Linked DNA regions of Homo sapiens: region 1 is linked to region 2. A link is an interaction called in ENCODE POLR2A ChIA-PET data of the cell type or tissue named here. Cell type or tissue: Panc1. All regions are shown on one strand. Each heading gives the region's core, and the rest is flanking DNA. Links, peaks and the distances in the headings are about the cores only.

The links. ChIA-PET counts read pairs that join two places held together with the same protein. Peaks named below come from ENCODE experiments on the same cell type or tissue, not always from the same donor. Only the 100,000 strongest peaks of a DNase experiment are listed, where the experiment ranks them.
Region 1: POLR2A ChIA-PET joins it to region 2 with 7 read pairs; 4 of 35 experiments call an interaction of 5 or more read pairs at or near these places.

The regions. Positions count from the first base shown.
Region 1 is chr10:92,869,004-92,878,766 of GRCh38, forward strand. All of the region lies in intron 1 of EXOC6 (exocyst complex component 6), which reads left to right. Among named protein-coding and RNA genes, the nearest start is that of EXOC6, 25 kb to the left of the region's middle. In Panc1, for the core only: no CTCF peak of the experiment used is centred there; no DNase peak of the experiment used is centred there.
Region 2 is chr10:92,745,471-92,755,233 of GRCh38, forward strand. No RefSeq gene overlaps it. Among named protein-coding and RNA genes, the nearest start is that of HHEX, 60 kb to the left of the region's middle. RefSeq lists an enhancer at 8,769-9,763. In Panc1, for the core only: no CTCF peak of the experiment used is centred there; a DNase peak (open chromatin) is centred at 5,474.

The DNA.
Region 1 (9,763 bases), core at 3,057-8,056, 120 kb after region 2:
GATTTATATTTTATCATGTTAAGGAAACATTCATCAATACCCACTTTATTTAGTGTTTTTAACAAGAAAGTTTGTTGAATTTTGTCAGATGTTTTTCAGCATCTATGAAGATGGTCATACGATTGTTTTGCTCCATCAGTGTGATTGAAATTAGTGCTTGGCTAATTTTTAAAATTTTTTGTAGAGATGAGGTCTTACCCTGTTGCCTAGGCTGGTGTCAAACTCCTGGGCTTAAGTAATCCTCCCTCCTTGGCCTTCCAGAGTGCTGGATTACAGGCATGAGCCACCATGGCAGGCCCTTTCTTTTAAAAAAAAAAAAAAATGAGACAGGGTCGCACTCTGTTGTCCAGGCTGGAGTGCAGTAGCATGATCACCGCTAGCTGTAACCTCAAATTCCTGGGCTTAAGGGATCCTCTCATTTCAGCCTCCTGAGTAGCTAGGACTATAGGCACATGCCACCATAACTGACTAATTTTTATTTTTCCTTGTAGAGGCAGGGTCTCACTATGTTGCTCAGGCTGGTCTCAAACTCCTCACCTCAAGTGATCCTCCTTACTTGGCCTCCTAAAGTATTGGGATTGTAGATGTGAGCCACCGTGCCTAGACAGGGGCCTTACATTGTCATTTAATTGGTTTTTGCTCATATATAAATGAATGCTGGTGATCTTTGTATGCTAATTTTTAAACTGTTTATTAAGTTTTCTTATTGTTTATAAATTTTCACCACTGATTCTGTTGGGTTTTTCAGTTACGTAATCATATAGTCTGTATTTAGAAATAATTTTACTTCCTTTTCACTTCTTAAACCTTAGATTGCTTTCTCTAGTCTAACTTAACAATCCAATAATTGCAATACAGTGGTTGAGACAGGGGGCATCTTTTTTTCCTGACTTTAGCAGGGGAAACCTTTAGTATTTCTTCATTAGGATAGCTCTGGCTTGTGGGCTTTTTTTTTTTTTTTTTTTTGAGATAGAGTCTCACTCTATTGTCTAGGCTGGAGTGCAGTGGTGCGATCTTGGCTCACTGCAACCTCCGCCTCCTGGGTTCAAGTGTTTCTCCTGCCTTGGCCTCCTGAGTAGCTGGGATTAAAGGTGCCCACCACCACGCCTGGCTAATTTTTGTATTTTTTTAGTAGAGACAGGGTTTCACCATGTTGGCCAGGTTGGTCTTGAACTCCTGACCTCAGTTGATCCGCCCGCCTCAGCTTCCCAAAGTGCTGGGATTATAGGCATGAGCCACCGCGTGCCACCCAGCTCTGGCTTTTGAACTGAGGTATTTATATTTTATCATGTTAAGGAAGTATTCACCAATACTGCTTTTATTAGCAAGAAAGGCTGTTGAATTTTGTCAGATGTTTCTTCTGCATCTATGGAGATGGTCATAGGATTTTTTCTTATTTGCTCCGTCAGTATGATTGAATTTATTAATGGATTTCCTATTATTGAAATAGTCCTGCTTCTTAGAATAAACCCCATTTGGTCATGACAATTTGCTCTTTCAGTGTGTTTTTGAATTCTGTTGGCTAGTATGCTTTTAAAGATTTTTTCTTTGATATTTATAAGTGAGATTACTTTGTAGTTTGCACTTTGGTGCACTTTGCACATTGGTACAGACTTTTTCCGATCTTTGGATCAATGTTACACTCATTTCATTAAACAAAATTGGAAGTTTTTCTTTTTTTGGCATTATATAATTAGTGTAGGTGTTATCTTTTTTTTTTTTTTGAGATGGAGTCTCGCTCTGTCACCAGGCTGGAGTGCAGTGATGCGATCTTGGCTCACTGCATCCTCTGACTGCCTGGTTCAAAGCGATTCTCCTGCCTCAGCCTCCTGAGTAGCTGGGATTACAGGCATGCGCCACCACGCCCAGCTAATTTTTGTATTTGTAGTAGAGATGGGGTTTCACCATGTTGGCCAGAATGGTCTCGATCTGCTGACCTCGTGATCCAACCACCTTGGCCTCCCAAAGTGCTAGGATTACAGGTGTGAGCCACCATGCCCAGCTGATGTTATCTATTTTTAAAAGTTTCTCAGAATTACCCCTGTGAAAATCAATGGATCTGGTGCTTTTGGTAGAGGAGTCTTTTAACTCTTTTCTCTGTTTCTTTTGTGATAATTGGTCTGTTTTAGACTTTCTCTCTTGAGGGTCAATAAATTGTGTTCTTTTGAAAAATTATCATTTCTTCAAGTTTATCAAATTTATTTGAGTAGACTTGTGTAATGTTACTAAAAATAAGATTTCAGCCTAGCACGGTGACTCATGCCTATAATCCCAGCGCTTTGGGAGGCTGAGGTGGGAGGATCACTTGAGCCCAGGAGTTTGAGACCAGCCTGCGTGACATAGGGAGACCCAGTATCTACAACAAACAAAAACCAGATTAGCTGGACACCTGTGGTCTTAGCTAATTGGGAGGCTGAGGTGGGAGGTTGGGGCTGGAGTGAGCTGTGATTGTGTTCCTGCACTCCTGCCTGGGTGACAGAACAAGACCCTGTCTCAAAAAAAAAAAAAAAAAAAAATCATAGGCCAGTTGCAGTGGCTCACGCCTGTAATCCCAGCACTTTGGGAGGCCAAGGCTGGAGGATCACTTGAGTCTAGGAGATCGAGACCAGCCTGGCCAACGTGATGAAACCCTGTCTCTACTAAAAATACAAAAATTAGCTGGGCGTGGTGGTGCATGCCTGTAATCCCAGCTACTCAGGAGGCTGAGGCAGGAGAATCGGTTTGAACCAGGGAGTCAGAGGTTGCAGTGAGCTGAAATTGTGCCACTGTACTCCAGCCTGGGTGACAGAGTGAGATTCCGTCTAAAAAAAATAAATAAAATAATAAAATAATAATTTCTTCTCTTTCAATGGTTATATCCCACTTGTCAGTCCTAATTTTAGTATTTTTTGTATTTAAATTTAAATTTTGTGTATTTGTAATTTCAGTCATTGTTTTCCCCTTTTGTTTGGTTAACTAGTGGTTTGCCTGTTTTGTTGATTTTTTTAAAAAACCTGTTTAGTAGTTCCATACATTTTCTGTTTTCTAACTCATTCCTTTCTGCTTTTATTTTTAATGATTCTTTCCATTTCTTTTATTCTTTTCCTAGCTTTTTGCATTTTGTACGTAATTCATTTATTGACGTTATTATTTAATGCTGTTCTTCTTCACTGATGATTGCTCTAGGTGTATTCTACATGTTCTGATATATCTTCCTTATTGCTCTTTTAAAGCAATTCTGCTGTATTTATTTCCCCTTTGATCCAAAAGTTTTTTTATATTATGTGTTTTTTATAACTTTCCAAGTATGGAGAGTCTTTTTTATTTGTTAAATTTTGCTACTAATTTCTACTTTTATTACATTATAGTTAGATCAATCTGTTTTTATTCTATTCTTTCAAATTAATTGAGGTTTTATTAGTGGCTTAATATATGGTTAGTTTTCATGAGTATTCTATGTGGTCTTCAAAGTGTATGGTTTTTTATTAGGCTTCACAGTTTTATACACATACATGCCTTATTAATTAAGTTCATTATATCTTCTAAAGCCTCATGTTATTTTTCACCTGATCATTCTTGGATTGAGAGAGATATGTTAAAGTCCCCTTTTATTAACTTGTTTCTCTTTTTTGTTGCATCTCCTTTAGTTTCTGTTCGATGAGATTGGTTTTGAATTTTTGGGTATATAAATATTAATGTTACATCTTTATTTTGAAAAATAAAGATATTTATAGACTTTATAGTCTTTAGCATTGTAAATCATAAGTGAATTATAAATGCACAAATAATAAGTGTAAAGCTCAATTAATTTTATGTTTTGTTTTCTATGATTGAGTAGTATTCTTTTTGTTTTGCTGTGAAGTCAGCCCTTCAGTGAATTTCTTCTTAACTGTAGATTAAGATTCCTGTAAAAGACTTGGGTTGAGTATATAGTTCATCTCTTAAGCTATTACGCAAAGTGCACATTAGATCTGCTGTAGTCAGTCTGATATTTTTGTTTAATTTTCTGAAGTTTTCTGGGAAAGCAGTCTATATTTGCATTCATTAATCTACTTGTTTAAACTTTTTGAATTAAAATTTATTTTCGCAATTCATTTTATCCTAGAGGACAAATACAATTAAATATAGTGGGTGTTTTCATCTCTCATTTTTTGCATTTTACCAAATGCCCAAAAGTCAACAGGAAGAGATACCTCTTTGGTCAGGAATGTAAAAACAGGAAGGAGGAAGTCTATTGCAAATCTGTGCTGGCTGATTATGAATTCAGGTTTCACCATGGAGGATGTTCATTAATGATCATCAGTGTGCTGTGCTGTTATTCAAAATTACAGTGAGTATTAATGTCAGTAATACAGAATGTCAACACTAGTTATAGGAGGCAATGTTAACTAACACACGACACTAGACTTTTTTCTGTGCGTGGAAACAGGATACTATTTGTGAGAACAAGTCAAGTAAAATTCAACATCAGAAATATACAGAAAATCGTTCTTCATTTTTATGCTTTTGCTTGCTCTTGATGCTTTGAAGGGTCATATAATCCTTTAAGATATGAATGTATCTTTTAAGAAACATATTAAAGTATATCAATTCTGTCATTACAAATTCTTTGACAGAATCTCTTCAAATAAATTAGAGGAAGCATCTGGGCATTATTTTATAAAGCATTTTACGAGCACATATAGCAAACTAGATGAAATATTTCATGGAAAAACACATAGAACGTGAGTTTTATGTAAACAAGAAATATTTTTCAGTATTCCGTGGTGAAAGAAATTGGATTCTGGGCCAGGCACGGTGGCTCATGCCTGTAATACCAGCACTTTGGGAGGCCGAGGTGGGCAGATCACTTGAGGTCAGGAGTTTGAGACCAGCCTGGCCAACATGGTGAAACCCCATTTCTACTAAAATATAAAAAAAATTAGCCAGGTGTGTTGGTACATGCTTGTAATCCCAGCTACTTGGGAGGCTGAGGCAGGAGAATTGCTTGAACCGGGGAGGCAGAGGTTGCAGTGAGCTGGGATTGCACCATTGCACTTCAGCCTAGGCGACAGAGCAAGACCATGTCACAGAAAAAAAAAAAAAGAAAGAAAAAAGGAAAAAAGAAATTTGGATTCTATGTATATACATTTTTTTCCTCTTTAGTTGCTAGAAACTCTCAGTTACTCTGTAGCTACAGGCTATAGCATTGGTTTGAATACCAAGCAGCAGTATTTTAGGATACTTACCTTAACTTCAGTTTTTTACTTAGCAGTACAATATTGTTGGTGTTGTGAAAAAACTAAAAGTGTGTAAAATTTATATGGCATATCATCATCATCATCAGCCTGGTGACCTCTTTGACATGCTGTTTTCATCAGGAGTCTAGTAACGTAAACCATGTCTTGACCCTTATTTCTGGATTATTATGTGGTAGGGCTTCCCATTCTTTATATTGTGACACAAACAGAAAATTAGATTGAGAGCTAAGATGATCAATATTGTGGTATTCCCATAACTTATTCATTTGGGAAGATATGCTCTAATGTGCTAGTCAGATGAAGGTGTCTGTAAACCTTTTTTAATTGTAAGAAATGTGTGTGTGTGTGTGCACCCCCACACATGCACACCCATGTGAGCATCTTTGTCCAGGATTTAAAAAAAATTTGTAGTTGTGGGTAATCAAACCAACTTGAGTTAGCTTAAGAAAAAATGAAAAAATAAATGGTGAAAGTTACTGAGGTATTTTATAAAAATCTTAGGGCAGCCAAACTTTTTGAAAGACTGGAACAAAGAAGTGGACAACCATCTTTCTTTCTATTTCTCCTTGATGACTTTGTCTTCATCCTTTTGTGAAGTCTGACTTTCTCTGCTTCTCTCTGTACTTGGTGGAGGATGACCACCTATAGCTTTTATATGTTAGGCACATACCTGACTATCTGAATTCCAGTTAATTTAAAATTCCTGAGAGTGTATCAGATTGTACACCCCTGTTGCAGTGTACTTTGAAAGAGGCTATGCAGCTTGTCCAACCTTGTCAATGGGTAGCAGTTCTCAGAGGGAAGGTAGGTATTATAGCTGTGTTTGTGCACTTTCCTAGGGAGAACTATAACTTTGATTATAATTAGAGAGGAGAGTCATGCTATCCCCAGGCACAGCCTAAATAAAGATTAAGAATCACTGTATGGGAATTACAGTGAAATTCCCAGTAACAACAGATATCTTTCATATCAGTTAAACTGTTTGAATTATGCACAATGCCATGTTCTTTCCTGTCTGTCTTTACCCGTAATTGAATACCCTCCTCCTCCTTTCTCTACCAATTCAAATATTACCTATTATTGAATTCTCCTATTTCCTCCACGAAATTTTTCCATCTTAGAATACTGCATTCTACATGGATACACACACAAATATATTTTATATGTCTGGATTCTTATAGCATGGACTTTGAAAATGCTACACAGCATTATTTTGTTGTTTGTAAATGTATGTCTTTGTGTATGAATAAGTATGTTTTGAATATAGCCCTAATTAGATTGCCCCTGAGACCTGTGATTTCATACATATCTCATGAATTCCTACTGTGTTACATAACAGAATGCCATGAGTACAACAGACTTAGTAAATCATTTTGGACTGAATTAATGAAAAACACAAACTTTCTTTATAGAAAAACTTAAAAAATATAGAAGAATAGAGAGCAGAAAAAAATCACTTTTATTCCCACTAAAGGATAATCATTGTTGACATTAATTTGAGTTTTTCTATGTAAAGTGGACATGTACTAAATATTGAATATTTATTGAGCAAAGTTATGTTATTCAACATATTAAATGATTACTATTAAATAGTTTTTAAGTGAAGCAGTGACTATAATATATAGAAATTTTCATCCCTTTTTTATCAAAATAAAAATACAATTTTTTGATTATAAAAATAGTAAATATTCATTAAAAAAATTTCAGAACACATGTATATATAAAAATCACTTAAAACCCTTATAACCAAAAGTACTCCATATTTGGTGTGTGTATTTCTGAGTTTGTCCTGTGAGTATATCTGTATTTGTGTGTTCATCTTTTTGAATTTAATATTGACAATGCCTATTATAATGTTATAAGTACTCTGTAAGGTAATTCTTTATGGTTGATTAATATTTTAAAGTACATATATCTTAGCTTATTTAATTATTTCCTTATGTTGCACATTTAAGTGGTTCTCATTTTGTGTGAAATTTTATGAAAAATAATATTAAATCTAAAATAATTTCTTAGTCAAGATCTTCATTCCTGGAGATAAAAGTAATCATGTAGGTAATTATAATAGCTAACATCTATTGAACATTGCCAATGTTTTAAACACTTAAATGCATTATTTAATCTTAACAAGAAGCAAAGAAGGTACCATTGTTATACCCATTTGCAGCTGAGGAAATTGAGGTAGGGATAGATAGATTAGGTCATTTGCCCCCTGCACTCAGTAATTGGTAGAGGTAGATGTGGATGCAGGCCAGTTGACTCCAGAGCCTACACTTTTAATCACTGTGCTTTGCCTTTTAACCTGGAGTATCAGATAATGAAAGCTGCAGTGTCAAAAGATTATTAAATTTTAACCTAAAAAAAGAGAGGGTTTAAAGAATGTGATCGGAATTGCACTCAGGAAGGGAGGGTCCTGTATGTCCAACCTGTGCTAGGGCAGAGGAGGCTCAGATCTTGGAAAGAACTTACAGTAAAGTGATGTAGGTTCCTTCTTCCTCTGCAGTTCCCAGACAGGCATCCAGTAGCTTAAGTGAGACCAATCTCCAGTTCATTTTCCTTAGGAGATAGGGGCTGTAAGAAAAATCACTGACACTTTTACCCTATGCATGCCCCTTTTCATTTCTCAACGATGGAAAAAAACAAAACAATGCAATCCTTTCCTACTTTCCCTTTTCATTCATATCCTCATTCATTCATTCCGGAGGTAAAAAAGAACTTAAATCAAGTTTGCTTTTAGGGCTCTCTCTTACTAGAAGGGATGGTTCTTTTTAGTTTAATAGAGCAAGGCTAATAGAATCTGCGTAATGATTTTTTGTTTTTTGTTTTTGTCATCCCTGAACGGGAAGGCAGGAAACTTACCCTTTGTGGTTTGTAAGGGAGTGTATGTATTGATGTTTTGGTATTGCCCACTTCTTTGTGCAGGAGCTTAATTTCAAGAGAATTAATTACTACAGGCATTGCCATAATAATCAGACAGATACTGTGGAAATCAGCAATGAATGTATTACTGACATTGAACATAAATAATATCAGCAACTGAAAGACGATTTGTGCAGTCATCTCCTTTTATCTTTTTTTTTTCCTGTAATATCCTTCAGCATTCCTTATGAGTCTAAGATTTGGATTGTCTACCTGGCTCTGGCCTTTTAGAAGCCACATGGTGTTGAATAAATCCCTTAACTTCTTTGAGCCTCATTTTCCTCATCTGTGAGATAGATATAAAACCAGTTGTCCTTTATACTTCTCCAGGTTCTTGATACCAAATGCAGTGATGTATGCAAAATTGCTTTGTGGATTGCAAAGCACTAATACAGATGGAAAAAGATGATTTTTATTTTTTGTTTTGTTATTTATATTCTGCTTTTGAGTGGGAATTGCCTTTTTCAACTTCATGTTTTCTTTCTGATTCTTCTGCAAAGCTGAGAAATGACCAATAGAAGTGGACTGTGTAGTCAGGGTCAGTGATGGGAGTTGGGATCAGCCTTATATCACTAACTGTGTTTTTGTTTTCCTCCATACTACTTCTGGATATACTTATATGGCAAAATTCTTTGTCTTTTGAAAAACATTTAACAAATTAAATATATATGTATATTACATATTTAGTTTTAAAAATATATTTTTGTCATTAGGAAAAGGATATGTCTTTAGGTAAAAATAGTACAAACCTCATGTTGCATAGATAATGCAGATAGTTCCAGTTATCTGGTCATTGGGCAAAAAGCAAGCACTTAAGGTCTTCAGCTCCAACCTTTTGTTCCATTTCCTATTGCTGGAATTTTCTATTCATTTCTTCTTGTTGGATAATTAAACTGGATGATGGTAGAGATGGTAAACCGGCATTTATTCATCCTTGCCCTGCTCAGCCTTGGGAGTGGGTGTATTCTGGCTGGTAGATTGACTGCTTTTATTTGTTTGCCATGTTATGGTTTAGGTTTTTCTGAGCATCTGCATCAGTAATTGAAGTTGCTACAGTACTGATGGTGAGGTGACTGCTGATCTTGAGTCTCAGCTACTTGATTTTCCTTATCCTCTTCATTGTAGTTCTTTCTAGGTCGTCTTTGGCGAGAAAGGTCCCTGTGGACATCTCTTTTTGGTAATGATGCCAAGCAGGCACATGAAGGTCCAAGACAGAAAAAAGGGCAAAAGAAGACAGCAAAAAAAGGAACCTTAATCTTGATCCTAGGACTTTATAGGCTCCCCTTTTTCCCATGATTCTTCCCTTAGGGTGGACTTTCCGCATGCCCAGTGCCCTCCTTACCCTTTGGAATTGAGCACACACAGTGTGTTTAGGGAGTGATACGCGTGCCCATCTGATGTTTTCTTTCCTTTTTTGGTGGAGTGCGCCCCTGGAAGATCATACTTTACCATTTTTGTCTCTTATCACACATGCATGCCCAGGAAGTTGCTTCTTCCTGGGGGTGCCAAATTATCATTTTTAGAGAGATAATGCGATAATTGTCAAACTGTCACCTGACATTTCTGGTGGGTGGCGGGGAGAGCCCTCTCCTGCCCTGCCCATGCCTATCTACCTGTAACAATGA
Region 2 (9,763 bases), core at 2,639-7,638:
TTTAAAACCACCACAGCCACCGTAACTTTAGCACCTATTATGGTGCCTGACATATAGCAGGGGCTTAATAATGGTTTGCAAAAGGAACAGTTGTTCTCTCTCCTAAACTTGATTCACTGGCACTGAAACATGGCAGTCACTATAAGGCAGGCAGTCACACCAAGGAATGGCCATTTCAGGCTTCATTCAGCTTGAGTGTCTTCCCATGTGTTGTTCTATCAGGAAATAGTGGGGCCATTTTGGGAAGTCGCTAGGCCAAGAACACAAATATAGGCTGCTGAGATCCCTTTAGATGTTGGCATACAACTAGCCGAAGAGAGAGGAGGTCTCAGAGGTTTGTAAGAGTTGAGTTCTGCTAGCGAATTAGAATTTTTATTAAATATTTATAATAGGGGCTTCTAACAAAATTATTGATACTATTATTTTGAGGAACAAATCTTTTATATTTAATATATCTCTGAAGACTTGGGATCATTTGTGTCTATCAGATCAAATGGGGCAAGGTGCGGTGGCTCACGCCTGTAATCCCAGCACTTTGGGAGGCTGAGGCAGGCGGATCACTTGAGATCAGGAGTTTGAGACCAGCCTGGCCAACATGGTGAAACGCCATCTCTACTAAAAATACAAAATTGGCCAGGAGTGGTGGCATGCGCCTGTAATCCCAGCTACTCGGGAGGCTGAGACAAGAGAATTGCTTGAACCCGGGAGTTGGAGGTTGCAGTGAGCCGACATCATGCCATTGCACTCCAGCCTGGGCAACAGAGCAAGATTTAGTCTCAAAAAAAAAAAAAAAAAAAAAAATCAAATAGATTCAGGTCAGAGCAGGCGCTGTGGAATATAACCATGGTGGAGCGGGAGCAGAATGGGGTTCTTTAATACAGTTCTTTACATCCCAAGTATTCCAAGAGAAAAGAAGGTGGGTGTTAGGTGCTGTGGCCATGGACTTGACATTCAGTGGGGAGGAGTGTAATGAGCTCCAGCACCATTTTGTTGTTGTTGTTAGAGATGAGGTCCTGCTATGTTGCCCAGGCTAGAATGCAGTGGCTATTCACAGGCGTGATCATAGCACACCACAGCCTCAAACTCCTAGCCTCAAGTGATCCTCCTGCCTCAGCCTCTCAAGTAGCTGGGATTACAGGTGTGTGCCACTGTACCTGGCTACAGCACCTTTGGAATCCACCATAGTTTTCAAGCTGGAGCTGTGCTCTTCCTGGTCAGCCCCTAGCCAATGACAGAGCATGGTGAGTGCAGGCCTAGCTATTTCTGTCTAATGTGGGACTTCTCAAATGAGCAATCTTTGCTCCAAGTCTCCCTGTGGAGTTGACTGAGATTCTGTCACATCTGTCTTGTGATCCTAGGCTCTCCCTTCCCAGTTCTGCTGTCTCCTCCTTTATCTTCCACGGGTGTCTCCCTCTCCCCAGTGAGCCTCTTGCTCTCCTGGCTTTATCTTAGCATTCCGGAGGACATGAATGACACAGGAGGAATGAGGCCATGTGGTCATAGTATCCATCGGAAGACCTAGTGGGCAAGTCTTTAAGATCTTCTAGCCCAGGCTTTGAGAACTAGAACCTTGTCTGCTGGATGGGGATCTTGGCTTTAGAAACTTATTTTGGAAGGAATTTCCAAATTGCTTACATGATACTGTAGGCCAAGGTGGAAGTTTGGGTGTCATTGTAGATGAGGGTACTGGTGTCAAGGCTCGCCAGGAACGGAGAGGAACAGCGCAATGGGCTCACCAAACAAGCTCCTCAGAGCAGTCAGAACTGTGTTTCCCCAGTGCTGGGACACAGGGAGGCGGTTTCACTGTGCGCTAACGCCATTTGCAGGAGGTGACAGAGCTCGCCCAAGGAAGGGGCAGGAGATTGCGGTGGTTAAGTGCTTTGGAGGCAAATAGGCCTGGGTATGAGCCTGGCTGTGCTACCTACTAGCTTTGTGATGTTGGACATATTACCTAAGCTCTTCATCTCTCAGCTTCCTCATTGGGAAGATGGAGATGATAATATAAGTCTACTTCTTAGATTTGCTGGGAGGATTTTTAAAACTCCTTCTAAAATGCTCAGCATTGTACGTGATTGAATCAGGTAAAGTTCTCAGCTGTAAGCAACAGAAACTGACTCAAGTTGATTGAAATAGAAAAAAGAATGGATCAAAAAGCCAGTGGGCAGCTTCCAGAATCCCCAAAGAGGCTAGAAAGGCAGCTCAGAGAATAGATAGAAATAAGGGCAGTAGCCAGGGCCATAGTCAAAATCCTGCCATAAATCCAGCCTGCTGCTGCCACCATTGATCGCTGGATGCCTCTGCTGTTTGCCCTCATAGAACCCAGACCCTGCCCTTGGCCTTGTTGCCACTGTTGCCTGGAAACGGGTGTGGCTGTCACCACTACCACTGTCAGCCCAGCCACCAGAATGGCTTCTCTGTGGTTCTCAGCCTCTTCTCTGCTTCCCCTCTCCTTCCCTTTCCACCTCTACTTTCCCCTTCCCCCTCTTCTCCCTCTGCCTCCTCACCTTCCCCCCCATCTATTTCTTTCTCTATGCTTCTTCACACTTTCTCCCTCCACTGGCTAGTTATCCTCATCCATTAGCTATACCAAATTTTTCCCATTAAAGGAAGAAATAGGCCAGGCATGGTGGCTCACGCCTGTAATTCCAGCACTTTGGGAGGCTGAGGCAGGTGGATCACCTGAGGTCAGGAGTTCAAGACCAGCCTGACCAACATGGAGAAACCCCATCTCTACTAAAAATACAAAATTAGCTGGGTGTGGTGACACATGCCTGTAATCCCAGCGACTGGGGAGGCTGAGGCAGGAGAATTGCTTGAACCTGGGAGGCGGAGGTTGCAGTGAGCTGAGATAGTGCCATTGCACACCAGCCTGGGCAACAAGAGTGAAACTCCATCTTAAAAACAAAAAACAAAACAAACAAACAAAAAACAACAAAAAAGGAAAAACTACATGACCCAATGATCTTTCTTCAACTTCCTTCCTATCTTCTTTCCTTCCTTAAATGTCTGGAAAGTTTATTTTTCTTCCTCACTTCAATCTGTCCTCCACCTCTTTAATTCACTGTAACTGCCCTTCCCAAGGTCACCAGTGACCTCTCCATTGCTTTACCAAGGCTGACTTTTCTGTCCTCCTCAACCTCTTGGGAACACTTGATCTTGTTGACTATGACCTCCCTTTGAGACTCTTTCCTGTTCTCGGCTTGATGATGCCATGCTTTTCTGGCTTTCCTCCTTTCTTGGACCTGATTATCTTGATATTCTTTGTGGGCTTTTCCTTATAACAAAGTACTACAAACTGTGTGTCTTCAGCAACAAAAATGTATTGTTTCATAGTCCTGGAGCTTGCAATTTGGAGATTAATATGTTGGCAGGACTAGTTCCTTGGCTTGTAAAGCATCACCCTGATTTGTGCCTTCATCTTCTCATGGTGTTCTCCCTGTTACATGCCTCTATGTTCAAATTTTTCCTTTTTGTAAGGACACCGGTCATATCATATTAGCTCCCCTCCTCTACCATAACTTCATTCTGTTGCTTATAACAGAATACTTGAAACTGGGTAATGTATTTACTTATTTATTTATTTTGAGAAGGAGTCTCACTCTGTTGCCCAGGCTTGAGTACAGTGACACAATCTCGGCTCACTGCAACCTCTGCCTCCCAGGTTCAAGCAATTCTCCTGTCTCAGCCTCCTGAGTAGCTGAGATTACAGGCACACACCACCACACCCGGGTAATTTTTGTATTTTTAGTAGAGATGGGGTTTTGCCATGTTGGTCAGGCTGGTGTCGAACTCCTGACCTCAGGTGATCCACCCGCCTCAGTCTCCCAAAGTGCTGGGATTGTAGGTGTGAGCCACTATGCCTGGCCGAAACTGGGTAATTTATAAAGAAAAGGAATTTATTTCCTACAGTTCTAGATGCTGAGAAATGCAGGGTCAAGGGGCCACATCTGATGAGTCCTTCTTGCTGGTGGGGACTCTGCAGAGTCCTGAGGCAGCGCAGGGTATCACATGGTGAGGGCGTGGAGTGTCCCTTCAGGAGGGCAGAGCCCTCATGACCCAATCCCAATCGTCTTTTAAAGCCCTCGTCTTTCAATACTGCCACCATGGGGATTAAGTTTCACTGTGCGTTTTGGACGGGACCAACATTTAAAGCATAGCACTCATCTTAGCTAATTACAACTACATTGACTCTATGTCCAAGTAAGCTCCCATTCTGAGGCGCTGGGGGTTAGCACTTCAACACATAACATTTAGGGGAACACAATTCAATCTATAGCACTCTTTAAACATCGCTTTCCCTTGGCCACTTTCTTAGCCTCCTCCCCCGAGAAACTTTATTCAAACTCATGGCTTTAATGACCATACCACCTTACAATGATGATACCCCAGGGTGTTTCTCAAACCCAGTTCTCTCCCTCTGAGTTCTGGAGAGACAGATCCAATTACCCAGCAGTCATATTTGGGTATTTATGGGTCCCTTTATTTATTTATTTTTGAGTCAGGATCTCACTCTGTTGCCCAGGTTGGAGTGCAGTGGTAAGATAATGGTTCACAGCAGCCTCAAATTCCTGAGCTCAAGCCATCCTCCTGCCTCAGCCTCCTAAGTAGCTAGGACTACAGGCATGTGCCACCATGCCCAGCTGATTTTCTTATTTTTGTAGAGACGGGGGTCTCTCTATGTGGTCCAGGCTAGTCTTGATCTCCTGGGCTCAAGCAATCATCCTACCTCAGCCTTCCAAAGTGCTGGGATTATAGGAATGAGGCACTGTGCCTGGCCAAGTCCTTTGTGTAATGTTCCAGATTGAATTTATCTTTTCCTTAAAGATGTTTCTTCTCCTGAGTTTCTGGTCTCAGAGACTGGCCCCATCACCCACCTTGCTCCCCCAGGGTGGGAGATCACCCTGGAGGCTTGCTTCAGTTTATGACTCCCACCCCTTCCAGTCACCACATCCTTCAATAGCATCACGTCTCTTTTTCTCTTTTTTTTTTTTTGAGATGGAGTCTCGCTCTGTTGTCCAGGCTGGAGTGCAATGTCGCGATCTAGGCTCACTGCAACCTCTGTGATTCTCCCACATCAGCCTCCAAGTAGCTGGGATTACAGGCACCCACTACCATGCCTGGGTAATTTTTGTATTTTTGTAGAGATGGGGTTTCACCATGTTGGCCAGGCTGGTCTTGAACTTCTGACCTCAGGTGATCCGCCTGCCTCAGCCTCCCAAAGTGCTGGGATGAGAGGTGTCAGCCACTATGCCCAGCCTATTTTTATTTTTCGAATTGAACATTCCTTCATACTTGTTTTATATGGTCAGAATACTACATTGGTAGCAATGATTCATTTTGTTAGTCATGAAACAAACAACAACAACAACAAAAATTCATACATTTTACTTTGTTTCTCAGAAATGAGAGATGTTTTAAGAATGTGTTTTCATGAGATTTGCCAAATTTTTTTTCATTGCACAATAGCTTTTTTTTTTCTCTCTTCCTTTTGGAGAATTGTTGGGTGGATGAAGATTTTAAGATAGGTAAGAACAGATGTGTTGACACAGTTTGGGAAAGCAAAAACAATTTAACTGGAAGAAAAGCCCTTAGGGAAATGACACTCTCCCAAGGATGTTCGAAACCCAGTTATAGGAAGTACTAAGTCTTCAGTGGACAATGTGATTTGGGTTAAGAGCCAGCAGAGCTTGGGGAAACGCTGACAGTCCTCCAAATACCACAATGCAGTGTTAGAATCAGACTCGCTATGTTGAAATTTACGAGGATTTACATTTTAATTAGTTGCTCAAAATTTGCCCTCACAATTGGTCCTTTAGGCGAACGTTAATCCCATTTACTTCTTTCTAATTTTAATGCTCCAAACCCCACCAATTTTGAGAAGGAAGAAGTGTTCTTCCAAGTTATGTAAGTGATTTATTATACGATGTGAGAATTATACGATGGAGGCACCACGTAGGAGAAATGGAATTGAGGAATACCAGCTGAAAAAGCTCTTATTCACCCTCTAGTTCAGTTCAGCCTCACAAATTAGAAAACAAACCCAGAGAGGCAGAGAGACTTACTTAAGGTCACATGGTTATTCAGAGGTCTAGAATACACACTTTCTGGTGCCTGAACCAAAAGTCCGCTTTAGGAAAAATTATAGTCAACATTTACTGAGCACTTGCTAAGTACTAGGCACTGGGCTAAATGCCTTTCATAAATTTCAACAGTTCACAAAATCAATGAAATAGAAAGTATTTCAAATGTAAAATAAAAACATTGTCAGTCCTCTCTAACAATTTTTCTCTGGATGTTTCATTTGCTTTCTTAAACAGAAGTTGCTGACGTACATGTCTTTCCTCCCTTCCAGATTCAAAGGCTGCAAAGGGCTCCTAGGTATACTCCACTGAGCTGTATTTTGAAAGCTAAATAAGCATTAACTTATTCACAACAAAAGCCTGATATATTTGTATGAAGGCTGCAGAGAGGTTTGGAAAGCACAGATTTCTCCCCCTTTCTCCTCCCTTAGTTTGTTCACCGATCACTTCTTCCCTCTCTTCCTTCTTTTTCCCTTCCCTCCCTCTCTCCCTAGCTTCCCCCACTTTCTTTCCTCTCTCTGTCTCCCTCCCTTTCTTTCTTCCATTCTAGAAAGTGAGGTATTTTCCAGTACCTGTAATCTGTACACTTTGGGAGGCCGAGGTAGGAGGATTGCTTGAGGCCAGGAGTTTGAGATCAGTCTGGGCAACATAGCAAGACCCTACAGCAAATTTTTTATATAAAAAATTTAAAAATTAGCCAGGCTTGGTGGCACATGCCAATAGTCCCAGCTACTTGGGGGGCTGAGGCAGGAGGATCACCCGGAAGTTCGAGGCTGTGGAGAACTATGATTGCCCATGGCACTCCAGCCCGGATGACAGAGCGAGACCCCATCTCTATAAAAAATAAAAAGTGAAAAATAAAGATAATCCCAGCACTTTGGGAGGCCAGGAGCGGGCAGATCACCTGAGGTCAGGAGTTCGAGACCAGCCTGGCCAATATGATGAAACCCCGCCTGTACTAATAGTAAAAAAAATTAGCTGGGTGTGGTGGCACACACCTGTAATCCCAGCTGCTCAGGAGGCTGAGGCGGCAGGAGAATCACTTGAACCTGGGAGGTGGAGGTTGCAGTGAGCCCAGATCGTGCCACTGCACTCCAGCCTGGATGACAGAGTGAGACTCCATCTCAAAAGAAAAAAAAAAATGGAAGTGAGGTATTAAGGACTCTGTCTGTTGTGATTCGAAACTCCTTTTGATTTGTCTTTTTTTTTTTTTTTGAGACGGAGTCTTGCTGTGTTGCCCAGGCTGGAGTACAGTGGTGCGATCTCTGCTCACTGCAAGCTCTGCCTCCCGGGTTCACGCCATTCTCCTGCCTCAGCCTCCCGAGTAGCTGGGACTACAGGCGCCTGCCACCACGCCCGGCTAATTTTTTTTTGCATTTTTTAGTAGAGACGGGGTTTCACCATGTTAGCCAGGATGGTCTCGATCTCCTGACCTTGTGATCCGCCCGCCTCGGCCTCCCAAAGTGCTGGGATTACAGGCATGAGCCACCGCGCCTGGCCTGATTTGTCTTGAACATGTAGAATGTTGGAAATGCCGGGGCCTAAGGCATCATCCAAAGGGGAGTGGAGGCTAGAGAGGTAAAGGATTTTGCCTGAGGTCAACTAAATGAAATCCTACCAAGATCAGACAGCGACTATAAAGCAGGAGTCCAGTCAACCCCAAGAGGAAAGCTACCAGAATAGCACAGGCAAAGTCTGATTTGTTCTGGAGGTGTCAACATTTTTAAATGACTCAATTCAATCTCAGACCAGCAAGCTCTTCACCTTCACTTGAAGGAGTGTAGGATCTTTTATCAGGAGCTTAAGAATGAAAAGCAAACTTCTAATCATACCCAGCACTTCAAAATCCCCAGAGTTGAGGGCCGGGTAATGAGTGGGGCTTACATAGAGTAGGTTCTCAGAGATACAAGGGTTAGGACTTGGAAATACACATGACAGGCGGGGACAGAAATTTTATTAACCTGTACCTTAAAGCCCTTTAGGACATTTGATTGTGGAATGAAACCAACACATTGAGAAGACTCAAAGTGGGGAGAACCTGAAATTAGTTTTGCACTTTCCAATCCCAGGTTTCCAGGCCCTCTGTCCTCAGTGATTGGCTGGTGCAATTCTGAACACTGAGCTGTTGATTTTCCCATCCCAATAACTTCAGCAAAGGAATCTCTGAAGTCCAGTGTGGAAGCTCAATACACAGACCAGGCAGGAGGACTGCTTGAGGCCAGAAGTTTGAGACCAGCCTGGTCAACATAATGAGACCCCCATCGCCAGACAAATAATAATAATAATAATAATTATTATTATTATTATAAAGAATCAGAGAGAGAGAGTAAGCCTTGGAGGTAAGTAGCATGCCACAGATCACTTAGCAATCTAGAAACAGATTCTGAATTCTAGGTCCCACTCAGAGAAGGAGAAAGGGAAAGAAAGTGTGGCAGCCCTGACTTCTGTTCTTCAGAGGCAGCTTTATATGGTGGAGATTGCCTGGAGCCAGGAGATAAGGCCATGTGCTTTCTGGGCCTCAATTACTTCCCTTGTAAAATGAGAAAGAATTGGTCCACATGACTGCTAACTTCCTATCTCTATGTAAGAACCATGTGACTCTAGAATCATATTTAAATGGTAAAATGACAAGTGATCCAAGTGATTAATTTTTTTTATTGTCCTGATTTTTTTCCCCATCCTGGTGTGTGGTTTGGCTGAACTGACTGAATTTAAGGGAATATCTTTGATGTCCCAAATTACCTGGAGGAATTTCATCTCACAATTTTTCTCAAAGGCCTTTAGGACTGCTGCATTCTTTTTGAGATCCTTGCCTAGAAAACAATCTAGGAGCAGAACACGATGAGAGGTCAACAGCATTTTTTTTTTTTTATTAAGATGGAGTCTCGCTCTGTTGCCCAAGCTGGAGTGCAGTGGCACGATCTCAGCTCACTGCAGCCTCCGCCTCCCGGGTTCAAGGAATTCTCCTGCCTCAGCCTCCCGAGTAGCTGGGGCCTGCCACCACGCCTGGCCAATTTTTATATTTTTAGTAGAGGCAGGGTTTCTCTATGTTGGCCAGGCTGATCTCGAACTACTGACCTCAAATGATTCACCCATCTCGGCCTCCCAAAGTACTGGGATTACAGGTGTAAGCCACCACACCCAGCCATTTTTTTTTTTTTTTTGAGACAGAGTCTTGCTTTTGTTGCCCAGGCTGGAGTGCAGTGGTGGGATCTCAGCTCACTGCAACCTCTGCCTCCCAGGTTCAAGCGATTCTCCTGCCTCAGCCTCCTGAGTAGCTGGGATTACAGGCGTGTCCCACCATACTTGGCTAATTTTTGTATTTTTAGTAGAGACAGGGTTTCACCATGTTGGCCAGGCTGGTCTCGAACTCCTGATCTCAAATGATCCACCCACCTCGGCCTCCCACAGTGCTGGAATTACAGGCGTGAGCCACCACACCCATCCTGTCAAGCAGTATTAGTGCAATGTTTCCCCACCACACTCAGTCTAAAGCCACACTTCACGCCTACCAGGCCCTGCACTTTCTGGATCCGCCTTCCTTTCCAGCCTCCTATCCTATCCTCTCTCTTCATGTAATTTATTTTGGACACACAGGCTTTCCTTTAGTTCCTCAAAGGCACAAAACTCTTTCCTAACTCAGGACTTGCGAATAGACTGTTTTCTCTACTGGAGCTGTCTTC